5 separate regions of the Homo sapiens genome follow, and all the other regions are linked to region 3. A link is a contact called in ENCODE Hi-C or POLR2A ChIA-PET data. All regions are on one chromosome and are shown on one strand. Each heading gives the region's core, a stretch centred on a gene start or an enhancer-like site at or near the end of the contact. The rest is flanking DNA. Distances are from core to core; before and after follow the strand shown.

Region 1 (2,700 bases), core at 145-2,644, 1.5 Mb before region 3:
TCCAACTCCTGGGCTCAAGTGATCCTCCCACCTCAGCCTTCCAAAGTGCTGGGATTACAGGCGATGAGCTACCACTCCTGGCCTAGACATCTGCCTCTCAAAGTGTGAGGACTGTGGGTAGTATAGTAGCTAAGACCACAGCCTAGATTTGAATCCTGGCTCTGTCTGCACTCTGTACCTCGGCATCCTTTTCTATAAGATGTGGGAAAAAATGGTATGTGTCTTAGAAGGTATGAAGCTCAAATGAGAAAATCCATTTTAGGGGTTTGGCTTGGTGCCTGGCTCACAGTAAACCAGAAACACCAAGTATTAGCTACAAACAAGCCTTGTTTCCTCTTGGCTGTCAGGCACTGCTGCTCGCGGTCCTTGCCTCCACCCACGCCGTCCAGCCGGGTCCATACCTGAGAACGGCTGCCGCGGTCCGAGCTTTGCCCCACGCCAGAGTCATCGGCCTCTGCCTGCCCCGGGGCGGCCGCGGCGTCGCTGCTGTCGGCGGACACGGCTTCTGAGGTGCCCACACCCAGGCCGCTCTCAGAGGGCTCCTCGGGCCGGCCAGGCCCAGGGGCCGCGTCGCTGCTGCTCTCCACCTCGTTCTCCTCCATCTGATCGGCGGGCTGCCTGACAGCGGGGCGTAGGGTCTGGGAACTTCACTCTGAGAAGAGAGGTGACCGTGGCTGGAACAAGTGGGCCATCTCCCCAGCCCCGGCAACCACGGCCACCCATTTGCACCCCTGCGCCCATTTTGCAGATGCGAAGATTGAGTCTCCGACGGGGCGGAGCTTCCTGGTGTATTGCGAGGGGAGCTCGGGAAAAACTTGACGGAGAAGCTGTGCTTCCCAGGCTAAGGCCCTTCCCGGGAGGGTGGTCAATGGCTGGTAATCTTGACCCTTTCCCTCGCCCCCACGATTCTCGTGGAGCGTTCCGCTCTGTGAGCCCCATCCGGGCCCAGTGGTTCAGCCCTTCGGCCCCCGCGTCCCCCCGGGTTGCAGGGCCGGTGGTACAGCCCGCTGGCCCCCTGGGTCAGTGGTTCGCTCCCCCCCGGTTCCCCTGCGGAGGCGGCTGACAGCGACGGTCTCGGGGCCTGGCGATTTGGGGCTGTCCCCGGCGCTGCCTGTGCTCCAGGCCCGACGCCATCTTGTGGTGGCGCCGGGTTTCCGCTCAGGCAAGTGCGAGAGCGACTAAAGGGCCTGGGACCCCGGGGCCCTGTTCGGACAGCCCCGCCGGCCTGGGACCTCGCCTCCGGGTATCCCCGCAGTGTGACCTCACTCCACGGCAGGGTACGGTGGGGCCGCCTAACTCTACCCGAAGCTCACCCGAGGCTTTCGTAGCCACGTTCCTCTCTGACTCCGGCATCGACGAGGTCGCCATCCTCTTTCCTCCGCTGCGGAGGAACCCATCGGCCTATTGTAGGCCGGAACTACTTCCCCCGCTGGCCCCGGGAAAGACACATTTTCAGTGTTCCGGAAGGTCGCTCCGAGGCCTCAAAACCATAATCGGGTCTCAACAGACTCTGGGACTTTATACGTCGCCCGGTGTTTGGCACTGAGCCCACTATGGTTTGGGGACTACTTTATCTCGGCGGAGTGTTACGTAGGAAGTGGTTGTGACGTCATTCTGGTCCCTTCCCTAGGCCGCAGGGTTGGGCGCGGCGAATGCGCGCCCCGCTCTCTTGGGGCGTGGCTCCCAGTGGGGGGCGTGGCTCCCGGTGGCTTGGCCGCGCCCCTCCTACAACAGCCCGGAAGAGCGTGTGGCCGCGGGCGACTTTGGCTTGGCCAAAGAGGAATTCATGTTGTCAGTCATTTTACCTGACTCATTACTTATTACTTAGCGCGCTGCTGCAACCCAATCGAGCTCTGCCCGTTAGGTTTGATGTGTTTTGTTGGGAAGGGAATGTATAATTATTGTACAGATAGGGAAACTGAGGTCTGGGTATGGGAAGGGCTGGTCCAAAATCACATCCAATAAAGGGACTCAGGAGCTAAGTACGGATGGCAGGAGTCGGGGAAATGGAAAGAAGTTAATGCTTGTCCCTTAGGTTTGTATACATATTTGTTAACATTAATAGAGCTGAGGCCGGGCGCTGTGAGTCACGCCTGTAATTCCAACACTTTGGGACGCCAAGGCAGGAGAATCGCTTGATCCCAGGAGTTCCAAACCAGCCTGGGCAAAAGAGCGAGACCCCATCTCTACAAAAAAAAGAAAAAAAAGAAAAATTAGCCAGGCATGGTGGCGCGTGCCTATAATCCCAGTTGCTCGGGAGGCTGAGGTGGGAGGATCGCTTGAGTCTGGGAGGTTGAGGCTGCAGCGAACCGTGATCACACCACTGCACTTCAGCCTGGGCGACAGAGCGAGACCCTCTTTCAAAAAATAAATAAATACAAGTCAACTACCTATCCTTTAAAAGTGGAGAAAGAAAAAAAATTTTAATTAAAAGTCAGCTGCCCTTAAGGTATGTCCTTCCTCCGGAAATGTCACCTTCTGTTTTAAGACTTTTAGCAGTTTGCAGTGGAAGAGCACAAGAGGGAGTAAGGCGCTCTGGTTTTTGTCCCTAAGTCTCTGTAGTTCCATAGGCTATTTTCCTTAATTGAAAGATACAAATTTTGGGGGAAAAAAATCTCAAAAAAACTCCTAAGCAGGCTGGGCGCGGTGGCTCACGCCTGTAATCTCAGCACTTTGGGAAGCTGAGTCGGGCGGATCACC
Region 2 (2,700 bases), core at 180-2,679, 1.2 Mb after region 3:
GGGAGAGGTCCGGGCTGAAGTCATCCAGGTGGAAACGGAGTTTAAGGCCATGGGAATGTCCACACAAATCCTGTACATGGACCTTCAGAGCAACATGACTCACAATAGCCAGAAAGTGGAAACGACCCAAATGTCCATCAGCTAATGAGTGCATAAACACAACGTGGTCCAGCCACACAACGGAAGATGATTCAGCCACAAAAAGGAAGGAGGCACCGACACGCTCCAATGTGGCTGAACCTTGAGGACATGAGCCTAAGTGAAGCCAGCCAGGCACGAAAGACCAGCACTGTGTGATTCCACTTGGAGGAAATATCCAGAATAGGTGAACTGACAGAGGCAGAAAGTAGACAAGTGGTCGGCAGGGGCTGGAGGAGGGGAGGATGGACAGTAAGTGTTTATAGGTCTGGGGTTTCTTTTGGGGGTGACAGAAATGTTCTAAAATTATTGTGGTAATGGTTGCACAACCCTTGAGTATGCTTTTTTAAAAAAGGCCACAGAGTAGATAAGGCCACCACAGGAGCAAGTCTAGATGGGTAAACAAACGGCCAGAGGACTAAGCCCAGGGCCCATCTCTCCTCAGAGGCCCCGGAGATGAGGAAGCAGCAAAGGAGACCAAGATCAAGCGGCCAGAGAGCTGGGGGCAAAGGTGGCAACTGCCCCCTGAGACAGGGTATGTCCCCTGCAGTCAGCCCCAGGATGTCCCCTGCCACACACTCCAAGCTCCTGCAGGGCCCAGCCCAAGTCTGGAAGCTCCAAGGGGCAGGGCCCGGGTCTGTCTTGTTCTCAGCTGTGGACAGTGAGCAGCGACACAGATGTGTGCATCACCAGGAAATAACTAAGAAGATCAGTGACAGTCAGGCCCCCCACCGGCACCAGCCAGCTGTGCACCAGGGGCATTACCCCAAACCTGAATCATTCCCCTGGCAACGTGAATGGAAAAGTCAACAAAGCCTGAAATGCCAACTGCCTATCCTGGGCCTCGGCTGAGGAGTCGAGATAGAATGTTCCAGCTATTCTTAGGCAACGTTCAAGTTCAGCTTTTGGGGGCTGTTCCCAAAAAGGCTTTCATTCTCGCCTCTTCCCTCTTCCTACCCAGGCTCCTCAACATTGTGTGCCCACCCCAAGTGGGAGTTCAGCTCAAACAAGAGGGCTCAGAGGGCCACGGGGACCCCTGCAAGGGCATCTGAATCTGGAGAAGCCAGAGGGGGTGGGCTGGGGGGTTGAGCTCAGCTGCTTCAAGTTCATGGGATCATCTTTGAAAATCCACTGGAAAATGTGACAGAAAGAAGGAACTCCGGAGGTGGGGGGGACAGAATTCCCCTGAGCCCCGGGTGTTTGCTGATGCAAATGTTCCCGCTCTGGGGCCAAAGGCCGGACACACTGAGGAGTTCTGTCAGGCGGGGAGCAAGGCATGGCCCCAACGGGAGTCTAAGGCCCTGCTTGTTCTCTCCCAAACAGCACCCCCCACCCCACAATCTCCTACTTGATAAACACAGCTAGAGACCAAGGAAACAAGGCGTGCCCCGACGGAGCGCAAGTGGGCAGAGTAAACAGCCGTCTGGCCAGGAGAGCAAACCGCAGCCACCCCATCGCTTTTCCTGCGGGCCATTTCCTCCACGGGTCGCCGGGCGGTTCTGCCCCTGCTCTCTCTGTTCTCCTGGGAATCCAGAGCCCAGGAATCCCACCAGACCAAACTCTGGCCCCTGGGGAGATGGGAACAGGCCTCAGAAATGCCTGGGCCTCACATCGAGCCTAGAGTCCACCGTACACACAGGTCCAGCGACACCATGTGTTAAAATATGTCACGGAAGCTGCAGCTCCAAGTGCCTGCTGGAACCCAGACTTTCGCAAGATCCAGAAACCAAACCTCAGTTCAGCTCTGGGCCATGGCTGCTGGTTCTTCTTATGGGTCAGATGTTCAAGGTTTTGAAACGCAGAGAAGAAGGACACTGGCCTCAAAACACAGAGCCACCGACCTTAGACGCCATTTAGGGAACTGAGAAGGGCAGCATCGCTGACACTCCAGCACTTTGGCAGTTTAACTCCCCAAAATCCTTCTCAGCAGGCAGTAGAGCCATATGGTTAGGGGTGGTCCTCTGGAATCAGAATGCCCGGGTTCTAATCATGATTCTACTGCTTATCTACTACGTGGCCTTGGAAAGGCCACTTCCTTTCTCTGTGCCTCAGCTGCCCCATCTCCAAGAGGGGGCTAATCACAGTGCCTACCTTGCTGAGTTGCCGTTAGAACTAAGTCCATGCTTACTTGTCATAACAACCCCGTAAGTACCATTAACATGAACCCTATGTTTCAATGAGAAACTGAGGCACAGGGACGGATAGTGACTTGCCCAAGGTTACACACTCGTAAATGACAGAGAAATTCAAATCCAGACTGCTTATGGCTGCAACGGCTGACTCTCATCCAGGGGTCAGCACATTTTTGCTGTAAAGGGCCAGATGGTAAATATTTTAGGCTCTGCTGGCTACATCCACTCTCTGCTACATATTCTTCTGGGGTTTTGCTTGTTCGTTTAACAAAGCTTTTAAAAAAAAGAGTAAACATCATTCTTAGCTCATAGGCTGTATAAAAACAGGCCATGGGCTATATTTGGCCCAGAGGCCACAGTTTTGCCCACCCTGTCTCTAACCACTACAGTACACTGTCTCTTAATGCTGGTAGCTAATCCAAGTTCGAAA
Region 3 (2,700 bases), core at 61-2,560:
GGGGAGATTAGGGAATGGGTTATTTGAATTTTCTGGGAAAATACTGTTCTAGGCAGAGGAAATAGCAAGTGCACGATCTTTAAGGCCAGAGTGTGCTAAGCACGTTGGAGAGGCCGAGTCCATTGTAGCTGAGTTACAGAAGTGAGTGGAAGAGAAGAAGGTGATGAGTTTAGAGAGGGAAGGGCAGGGCAAGAGACGGGCTGTATGGGGCTTTGCAGGTTACTGCAAGAATTTTGCAGGAGGGACAGAGACTGACTTGGTTCTTACCAGGATTCCTCTGGCTGCTGTGTTGAGTATAGACTCTAAGAGGAAAGAGTGGAAGCAGGCAGAACACTGAGGAGGCTGTTGCAGTGGTCCAGGTGGGAAATGATGGTGCTGACCGTGGAGGTGGTAAGTGGTCAGATTATTCTATTTTATTTACACTCAACACATCTAATACTGACTCAATATTATCTAACATACAGTCCACATTGAAATTGCCCCCCAAATTCTTTTTACATAAAAAAATCATCCTGAATCCAATCAAGTCTCACCTATTGCTTTTGGTTTTCACCTCTTTCATGCTGTCATATTTTAAAAGACTCCAGGCTAGATGTTGTGTAGAATGTCCCACATTCTGAATTCGTTTATTTTTTCAAGTAAGCTTTTTGTGTGTATGTGGCAAGAATACGACAGAGGTAGCAATATGCTTTCCCCACTGCATCATATTAGGAGACACATAACAACAGTCCTGACCCATTATTGGTGGTGCTAAGTTCGATCACTTGGTAAGGGGGTGCCTGCCAGATCTTTCCATTGTAAAGCAAGCTGTTCTTTATTGTAAGTCATAAATACGCTGTGGGATGATACTTCGGGACTAAATATACCCTGAATATACTGCTGCCCAACAACATTTCACCCAGTGACTTTAGCAGCTAAGGAACAGCCTCGTGGCTTCCGACCTTGTGCCTCAGTTCGCTCATCTGAAAAATGAGGATGATCATGGTCCCTACCGGATGCTTGTTTTGAGGATCCGTGCTTGGCATACCAGAAACGCTCCACAAATGTTAGGTATTACTGGACGAAGGCAAATATGAAAAAAATTAAGGGCAGGGCTAGGACTGCATTCCGGTTCTCCGGATCCCGAGGGAGCTCCCAGTCGATGCTGGGCGAAAGCGGCCGCACGAGCCCACGTCGCCACGCCCTCCGCCGCGGAAGCCAGGGTGGGGGTCGCTGGAACCCTAGGCCGGCCGCGCAAGGCCCCCTGGGACCGGTAGTGCTGGGCGTGGCCTCGGGACTACATATCCCAGTGGCCCCCGTGCGGCGACTTTAGCTGCTGCTGTCTCAGCCGCTCCACAGCGACGGCAGCGGCTGCGGCTTAGTCGGTGGCGGCCGGCGGCGGCTGCGGGCTGAGCGGCGAGTTTCCGATTTAAAGCTGAGCTGCGAGGAAAATGGCGGCGGGAGGTGAGTGGAGATAAAGGAGGAGGCGGTGGCGGGCGAGGGGGTGGAGTGCGAGGCGGAGGGAAGAGGGGCGAGTTCCCCAGGCTGCGAGAGCCAGCGGCTTCAGATCTGCCAAGGCACTGAGGGGCGCGCCGGCCGGGGGACGCGCTGAGGTAGTTTCGGGGTGTCGGGGCCGCGCCGCTTCCCCTCAGCCCGGGGGGCGGCCCGCGGCGGTAGGAGCTGAGACGAAGCTGGGTGGCAGTCCGCTTGGGGATCCGAGGGGGTCCCCGCGCGGAGGGGTCACCCGAGGAGTTTGCGGGGGGACTGCAGGGGCCCACTTTCCCCTTCTGTCCCTAAAGTTTTTTCTTCCTCTTGCCTCCCCCAGCCCTTTTGAAAGCTCCCCGCGTCGTCCTCCTGCTGCCCCGGCTCCTTAGCAGCTTCTGGGACGCACGGGAGGGAAAAGCCGCGGGGACCCCCCCCACCCCAGCCTCCCAGCCGGGTGAGATTTGGTTGCTGTGTTTCCTCCTCACTTGGGCATTTAAAAAATATTTTAACACGAATTGTCCGCGGAATTTTCATGTTGGGCTCGGGTAGCTTCTTAGTTTTCTCGGTAAAAAGGCGTTTTACTACCTCTGGTGTGAAGGCTGGGAAATGGCAAGTGGGAAGTTGGTTGATAAAATTAGGAGTTTGGCTGTCTTTATTACTACTTTTTTTTTTTTTTTGCTCTCCCCATCTCTCATTTTATGAACATCGACCCAGTTCGTCATGGTTTAAATAAACTGCTTGTCTTGTACCTGCCTTAACAAAACTAGCCATGGGTCGTTGGGAGACTTAGTTGCTTCCTAGGCAGTTTGAGGGCATCTAGGGTGGAAAAGTTAACCGAGAGAGCGAGCATCTACCTCACTGGCAGGATCTGGGATTCCCAAATGGAATGACACGGAAGCTATGAGATTCTCTCGAAGTCGAAACTTTTTTCCCCCTCCCGAATGCGAAGACTTCCTTTTTGCAATATTTGAGCAGGGCTTCAAAACCAACCTGTTTTTGTTATTAAGCCTGTACGGTAAAGAAACAGGAAGGAGAGTACCAGCTGTCTTGCTGCAGTGGTTTTAAATGGAGTTGAATGAGATGCGTGAGAGTGGTAGTAGTATTGAGTAAGATTGCTGCATCTCTTTGATTTAAATGCCTGGCCTCGGATCCACCTAACTGATCCCTGGCTGCAAAAAAGCTTCAGTATTTGTTGCAGCAGGTTGTTGAGAAGGTGATTGGAGGAATAAAAATCTT
Region 4 (2,700 bases), core at 18-2,517, 1.4 Mb after region 3:
ATGGATGTGTGTATCTTGCCAGTGGCTGTGGTGAAACCCTGCTTGTGGAGAATAGACATAAACACACCTTCTCTCTCTCCCTCTCTGTCTTCCTTTCACCTCCCCTCTCCCTCCACCCCTTCCATTTCCTATTCTCCCAGCATGTTCTTTCCACTCTTCCTCACCTCCTTCCCCTTCACCTCCTTCCTACACCATTCCTTTTTCCATCTCTTTCCTGTTTTCCTAACTTGTTACTCTCATCTTTTTCTTTCTTTTCTGTTCTTCCTGACAGCTCCCCTTCCTACCTCCTCTCCCTTCACCCTTTCTCCTACTCTTTCCCCTCCTCTCATTTCTACCTCTCTTTCCTTTTCACTTCCCCTCTCCCTCCTGTCTTTCTCCTTTTTCTTTTACCTCTGTGCCTCCCTCTCACCTCTTCCCACACCACCTCATCTCCTCCATAACTAACTCACCTCCTTTTTGTTTGTTTGTTTTTTGAGACAGGGTCTCCTTCTGTGGCCCAGGCTGGAGTGCAGTGGTGCCATCACAGCTCACTGCGGCCTCAACCTCCGAGGCTCAAGCGATCCTCCCACCTCAGCCTCCCCAGTAGCTGGGACCACAAGCAGCGCCACCAGGCCCGGCTGTTTTACTTTTTATTTTGTAGAGAAAGGGTCTCCCTATGTTGCCCAGGCTGGTCTCGAACTCCTGGGCTCAAGCGATGCTCCCGCCTTGGCCTCCGGAAGCGCTGGGATTAGAGGCGTGAGCCGCCGCGCCGGGCCTCCCCCCTTCCCCTCCGCCGCCGCCTTCTCATCGCCCTTCCTCCTTCCTCCTGACGCCCCTTACTCCCGATCACTTCTCATTCATTCACCAGCTTCCAGTCCTCGCTCCCTCACCTCTTTTCTTTCCTACTCGCCTTCTCCTCCTGCCCCTTTATCATCTCTCCTTGTCACCGTTCTTTTTTGCCAATCCTCTCGTTCCCCTTCCTTTCCTCATCTCCTCTCTTACCCACGTCATCTCCATTCTCGTGCTCCCCTTCACCTCCCGTTACCTTGCGCTTCTCTCCTCTCATCTCCATCACCACCTCTCCCCGCTTTCGCCTTTCTTTAGCCCCCGCGTCCCCTATACCCTTCGCCCATGCCCACTCCCCTCCCCACCTTCTCTTCTTCCACCCTCCACCCTCGCCTTCTGTCTCTCGCCCACCTGACTCCGCTCCGCCCCCAGCCTTAGGCTCCGCCCCGCTGGGGGTCACGGGGCCGACGGACGCTAGGCGGCCGTAGCGGCCTCGCCAGTCACGTGGTCACGTGACGCGCTCCAACATGGCGGCGCCGTGGGGCCGAGGTGTCGCTTCCTGACGGGGCGGCGCGGACGGACGCGGCCGGTGCCGGCCGGGACGCCGGGCCCGCAGCCTAGCTCGCCATCTCGCTCACGCCGCCCGCCCGCGGGGCCGTCAGCCCCCGCCGGGCCGGGGCCATGCAGGAGAGCCAGACCAAGAGCATGTTCGTGTCCCGGGCCCTGGAGAAGATCCTAGCCGACAAGGAGGTGAAGCGGCCCCAGCACTCCCAGCTGCGCAGGGCCTGCCAGGTGGCGCTCGGTGGGTGAGCCGCTCCCGCCCTGCCCCGCGCTGGCCTCAGCACGTCGGCCGTTGCCCTATCCTACTCGGCCTTGGCCCGGCCTCCTGGCCTCCGCTTCCCCCCGATCCCGAATTCCACCCTTCCGGCCTCCTCCTCATTATACCCCCGGAGGAAGTGTTGCCCGGGCAGCTCGGGACTGGCCCAAGGTCACCTAGCAAGTTGGTGACAACCAGAGCTTGTTCCTCAGGGTTCCAGCTCAGGGCTTTTGCCACGATTCCTTGTCGCCCTGTTTCCTGGTTCCTCCCCTCACCACCTCCAAGTCCTAGAAACAGTAGCCCTTGCCCCAAGTTTTTTCGTTACCTGAGCTCTGCTGATTGGGGTTCCCCTAGGTGAACAGAGCATGTAGGAAGAGCCGTCCAACTGGTTTAGGGAAACCCCTGATTCTTGTTTTGGAAGTGCCCGTTGGAGAATGTTTTCCTTTGGTTTGGGGATCTCCCATAGCTCTTTCCCTCAAGGAAGGATTGTAGAAGGTGTTCTGGATCTCCCAGGCATTGTAGTGAGCAAGACATCTGCTTATTCCTAGCAGTCCACTAAAATACAAGGTCTTCAGCGCGAAGATACTTGTCTGACTTATTCATTGCTGTATCCCTTGCGCTTGCAACAGTGCCTGGCGCACAGTAGGTGCTCGATAAATATTTGCTGATTGAATGGACCCTCAGATTATGGAAAGAGGGAGAATTCTAACTAATAGTTAAAGGCTTGATAATTGATAGCAAAATCACTATCCTATCTTTCAGTTTTAATCATTTAACAAATATTTATCAAGTGCCCACTGCATACCAGGTACTGAGAATTCAGTGGGGAACAAGACGGACATGGTCCTTACCCCTATGGAGCTTATACTCGAATAGAGGAGACAAAATAATTAATTAAGAAAATAGGTGAGGTATTTTGGAATACTGATAAATACTATTTTGAAAATAAAACAGCAAGATGTGATAAAGAGGGCTTGAGGACTGCTTTCCATGGTCAGGAAAGTAATCTTTTCCAAGAGGAAAAGTAATCAGGTGGTCAGGAAAGTAATCTTTTCCAAGAGGGTGACACTTGAGCTGAATACTGAAAGGCAAGAACTATCCACCATATGGAGTTTCAG
Region 5 (2,700 bases), core at 13-2,512, 1.1 Mb after region 3:
GAGCCAAGCCACCCTCACGCACCCAAGGACCTGCCCCTGGGCCACACCCCAGACAGAGCCCCGGGCTCAGGGTCTGGAGCCACACGGCCTGGGCTCAAATCCAGCCACTGTCCTTGTGAGCAAACTTTGGCTGCAATAATGGGAGGTGCAGCTGGTGAAGGCGCTGGCAGCGGAGGCATTTCCTTAGCATCCCTCTCCTAACCACCCCTGCCCCACTCCAGCCCTCCAGGGAACGCTACCAGTGCCCGGAGGGAGGCAGCTTCAGGCTTGGCTTTCGGCCTCCCCTGCCTGCAAACCCCGAGCTCCAGGCTTGCAGTGGGAGCCTCCCAGGAGCTCTGGGCAGGAGGCCCGCAAGGCTAGGCGGGGCGCCCTGGCCCACAGCGCCATCTAGTGGCCGTCACTTCCACAAAGGTGCACCAGTGACTGTGGGTTTCTGGTCACAAGCTTCGTAAGCACCCCGCTTTACAGTGCATAAGGGCCTTTCATATCCTTCTCCTCCAATCAGAAGAGAGGAAGGGAAAAAAGAGAAAAGAGAGAAGGGAAAGATCCCCGAAAGGAAAGAATTGAAAAATCGAGTCAAGCTCACAGACATATGTTATGGGACAAAGACAAATATAGAAAAGCTTAGAGAGAGAGAAAGAAAATGAGGGGGACGAAAGTAAGAAAGAGACAAATTTTAAAAAGTTTTTAAAAAGAGAGAAAAAAAGAGAAAATATTCACGGCAAGCCCAGCCCAGGAGAGGGATAGCGCCAGTGCCCATTGTCCAGACGATTCCAGGCCCCGCCTCCAGGCTGGCTCTGTCCCAAATACCTGCACCCAGGAGCCAGCCTTCGGTCTGAGTGCTGGAGCCCGGGGAACAGCAGCCTCTGGGCACTACGCGGTCCCCAGCACCACCTGCTGGACAGACAGGGCACTACACTTATCCCGGGAAGTTCCACTTTGGGGCCCTGGAGGAGACTCCTGGTACCCCCGCAAGGCAGCCAGGTGGGCGTAAAGTCTCCATTTCTCAAAGAAGGAAGCTGAGGGTCCCAGAAAGACAGAGAATCTCAGATATGGCCACTCAGCAAGTATCAGGTGTTGACAGATTCAGGAGCAGGCGAGGGTGTCTGACTTCAAAGGTCCTAGTCCAGCCCCCCATGAATGAACCCACGTGGCAGACACAGAGGTTAGAGGGGCCCGCTTGGCCACAGATGGGTGTGGCTTGCGCCCCCCGCTCTGATCACTGTGCTAACCCTGCTTTCTTCTATTAATATTTAGCCGTGATTCACCACTGTCTGGCCCTGGGCTACAGTATGGAAGGGGTGTGGTTCCTGCTCTTACTGCTGGGGGGAAGGTGGACAGGAAGTACACCAACAGTTATTTAGATAAAATCATAAAGCGGTCAACACACCCCATCGTACCTTCCACTTCCTGGGTGGCCTCTGTTGCAGTCCACGCCAAGGGGCCATCTCTGGGTCAGCACCTTTTGACAGATGAAAAAACTGAGGCTCAGAGGAATTCAACCACCTGGGCCCTGCCCTCATCCTGGAGGAGCAGAGAAGGAGAGGCTCCGAGAGACGTCAATGCGGGGCTGCGCCTGCCCCTTGATTCTCCATTGGACGGCACAGTGACTCCGGGTCACCAGGTCCTCCCCGAGCTGACATCGCCATGGCAAGTCCAGAGCTAAGGATCTGGCCGTCAGCGTGAGCAGGCCGGATGAGTGCTCGGACCACGTGGCTCCGGGGAGCTGGAGAGCTGGCACCCTCCTCAAGAAGACAGCCGCTCCTCAGCTCCAGCTGACATGTAGCCAGGTGGGAATGTGGACCAGTGTGACCAGAGCTTCTGATTTTTTCTTTAATCTTTTTTTTAAGAGGCAGGACCACACTACGTTGCCCAGGCTGGAGTGCAGTTGGCTATTCACAGGTGTGATCAAAGCGCACGACAGCCTTGAACTCCTGGTCTCAAGCAATCCTCCCACCTTTGCCTCCAAGTAGCTGGGACCACAGGTGCGCACCACCACACCCAGCTCAGAGCTTCTGATTTTCGAGACAAACTAAAAATCAGAATTCAGAGATGAAATTTGCTGGTTCATAAATATAATTCATTTTTTTAAAACACCATATCAGGAAGGAAGTAAAAAAAAAAACCCACATTTAGTTCCAAGTTTCAGCCTGGAGCCATCAGTTTGAGACCTCTTGTCTCCTGCAAAAATGTCCGCTTGCTCTGAGAGGCCCTTCGTGCTTAGTTTTATACTTGGAGAAACACATCTCGGAGAGGGAGGTGGGCCCGGCTCTCCCTCCCAACTCTGCAAGCACAGCTCTGAGCCTGTAAAGTATGCAACTTGCTCAAGGCCACAGAGAGCCGGCTGGAAACCCAAGCTGCTCCTGCCTACGGCCCCAGGAGAATGTATGTTCCTTCTGCGGGCCCCCAGGGTGGAGGAGAGGCTGAAATCGATGCTTTCTAGAAACGTGTCTGCCTGAAGGAAGACGTCCAATCCTCCCTGTTGACCTCAAATATAGATTGAGGTAACAGGTCTTCCCTCGAAGTGATTTTCCCTGGATCCAAACACTGGCCTCAGATAATTCTAAATAATCAATCCATGACTGTGCCTGAAACCCCACCAGGATTCCCTCTTGCCTGTTAGAGTATTGAGTCCTTTGAAACCTGTAACTGAGAGACGCGAGGATCTCTCTCTGGGAGGGATCCAATCTGGGCCTTCAG

The links. A loop is a pair of places that touch in the nucleus more often than their neighbours do. ChIA-PET counts read pairs that join two places held with the same protein, here RNA polymerase II (POLR2A). Pooled maps may share reads with other maps.
Region 1: a pooled map shows a loop between it and region 3 (6-fold over the local background). The contact joins the promoter of ZNF335 here to the promoter of NCOA3 in region 3. A Hi-C loop is called at or near these places in 4 of 50 pooled maps. POLR2A ChIA-PET finds 5 or more read pairs at or near these places in 2 of 52 experiments (GM12878 and RWPE1).
Region 2: a pooled map shows a loop between it and region 3 (2.2-fold over the local background). The contact joins the enhancer-like site here to the promoter of NCOA3 in region 3. A Hi-C loop is called at or near these places in 1 of 37 single-sample maps with no recorded cell type and 1 of 50 pooled maps. POLR2A ChIA-PET finds 5 or more read pairs at or near these places in 2 of 52 experiments (CD4-positive, alpha-beta T cell and activated naive CD4-positive, alpha-beta T cell).
Region 4: a pooled map shows a loop between it and region 3 (15-fold over the local background). The contact joins the promoter of ARFGEF2 here to the promoter of NCOA3 in region 3. A Hi-C loop is called at or near these places in 9 of 50 pooled maps.
Region 5: a pooled map shows a loop between it and region 3 (6-fold over the local background). The contact joins the enhancer-like site here to the promoter of NCOA3 in region 3. A Hi-C loop is called at or near these places in 2 of 50 pooled maps.

The regions. Positions count from the first base shown.
Region 1 is chr20:45,970,809-45,973,508 of GRCh38, forward strand. ZNF335 (zinc finger protein 335) reads right to left here and starts at 1,395. Exons shown (of 28, transcript NM_022095.4): 1 at 1,314-1,395; 2 at 402-652. The coding sequence starts at 602. RefSeq lists a silencer at 907-1,026 and an enhancer at 1,797-2,016.
Region 2 is chr20:48,722,079-48,724,778 of GRCh38, forward strand. All of the region lies in intron 5 of PREX1 (phosphatidylinositol-3,4,5-trisphosphate dependent Rac exchange factor 1), which reads right to left. Among named protein-coding and RNA genes, the nearest start is that of PREX1, 100 kb to the right of the region's middle. RefSeq lists enhancers at 355-404, 495-564, 587-1,487, 605-684, 1,367-1,537 and a cis regulatory region at 1,452. Within about 2 kb of position 1,430, at least 26 of the 41 ENCODE cell types and tissues checked have a DNase peak (open chromatin) inside an H3K27ac peak, as active enhancers do.
Region 3 is chr20:47,500,577-47,503,276 of GRCh38, forward strand. NCOA3 (nuclear receptor coactivator 3) reads left to right here and starts at 1,311. Exons shown (of 23, transcript NM_181659.3): 1 at 1,311-1,443. RefSeq lists a cis regulatory region at 227-299 and a silencer at 1,551-1,670.
Region 4 is chr20:48,920,444-48,923,143 of GRCh38, forward strand. It overlaps ARFGEF2 (ARF guanine nucleotide exchange factor 2), which reads left to right and starts at 1,268. Exons shown (of 39, transcript NM_006420.3): 1 at 1,268-1,567. The coding sequence starts at 1,447. RefSeq lists silencers at 1,029-1,108, 1,339-1,438, 1,479-1,528 and an enhancer at 1,899-1,978.
Region 5 is chr20:48,620,274-48,622,973 of GRCh38, forward strand. No RefSeq gene overlaps it. Among named protein-coding and RNA genes, the nearest start is that of PREX1, 210 kb to the right of the region's middle. RefSeq lists a silencer at 281-410 and an enhancer at 711-770. Within about 2 kb of position 1,263, at least 9 of the 41 ENCODE cell types and tissues checked have a DNase peak (open chromatin) inside an H3K27ac peak, as active enhancers do.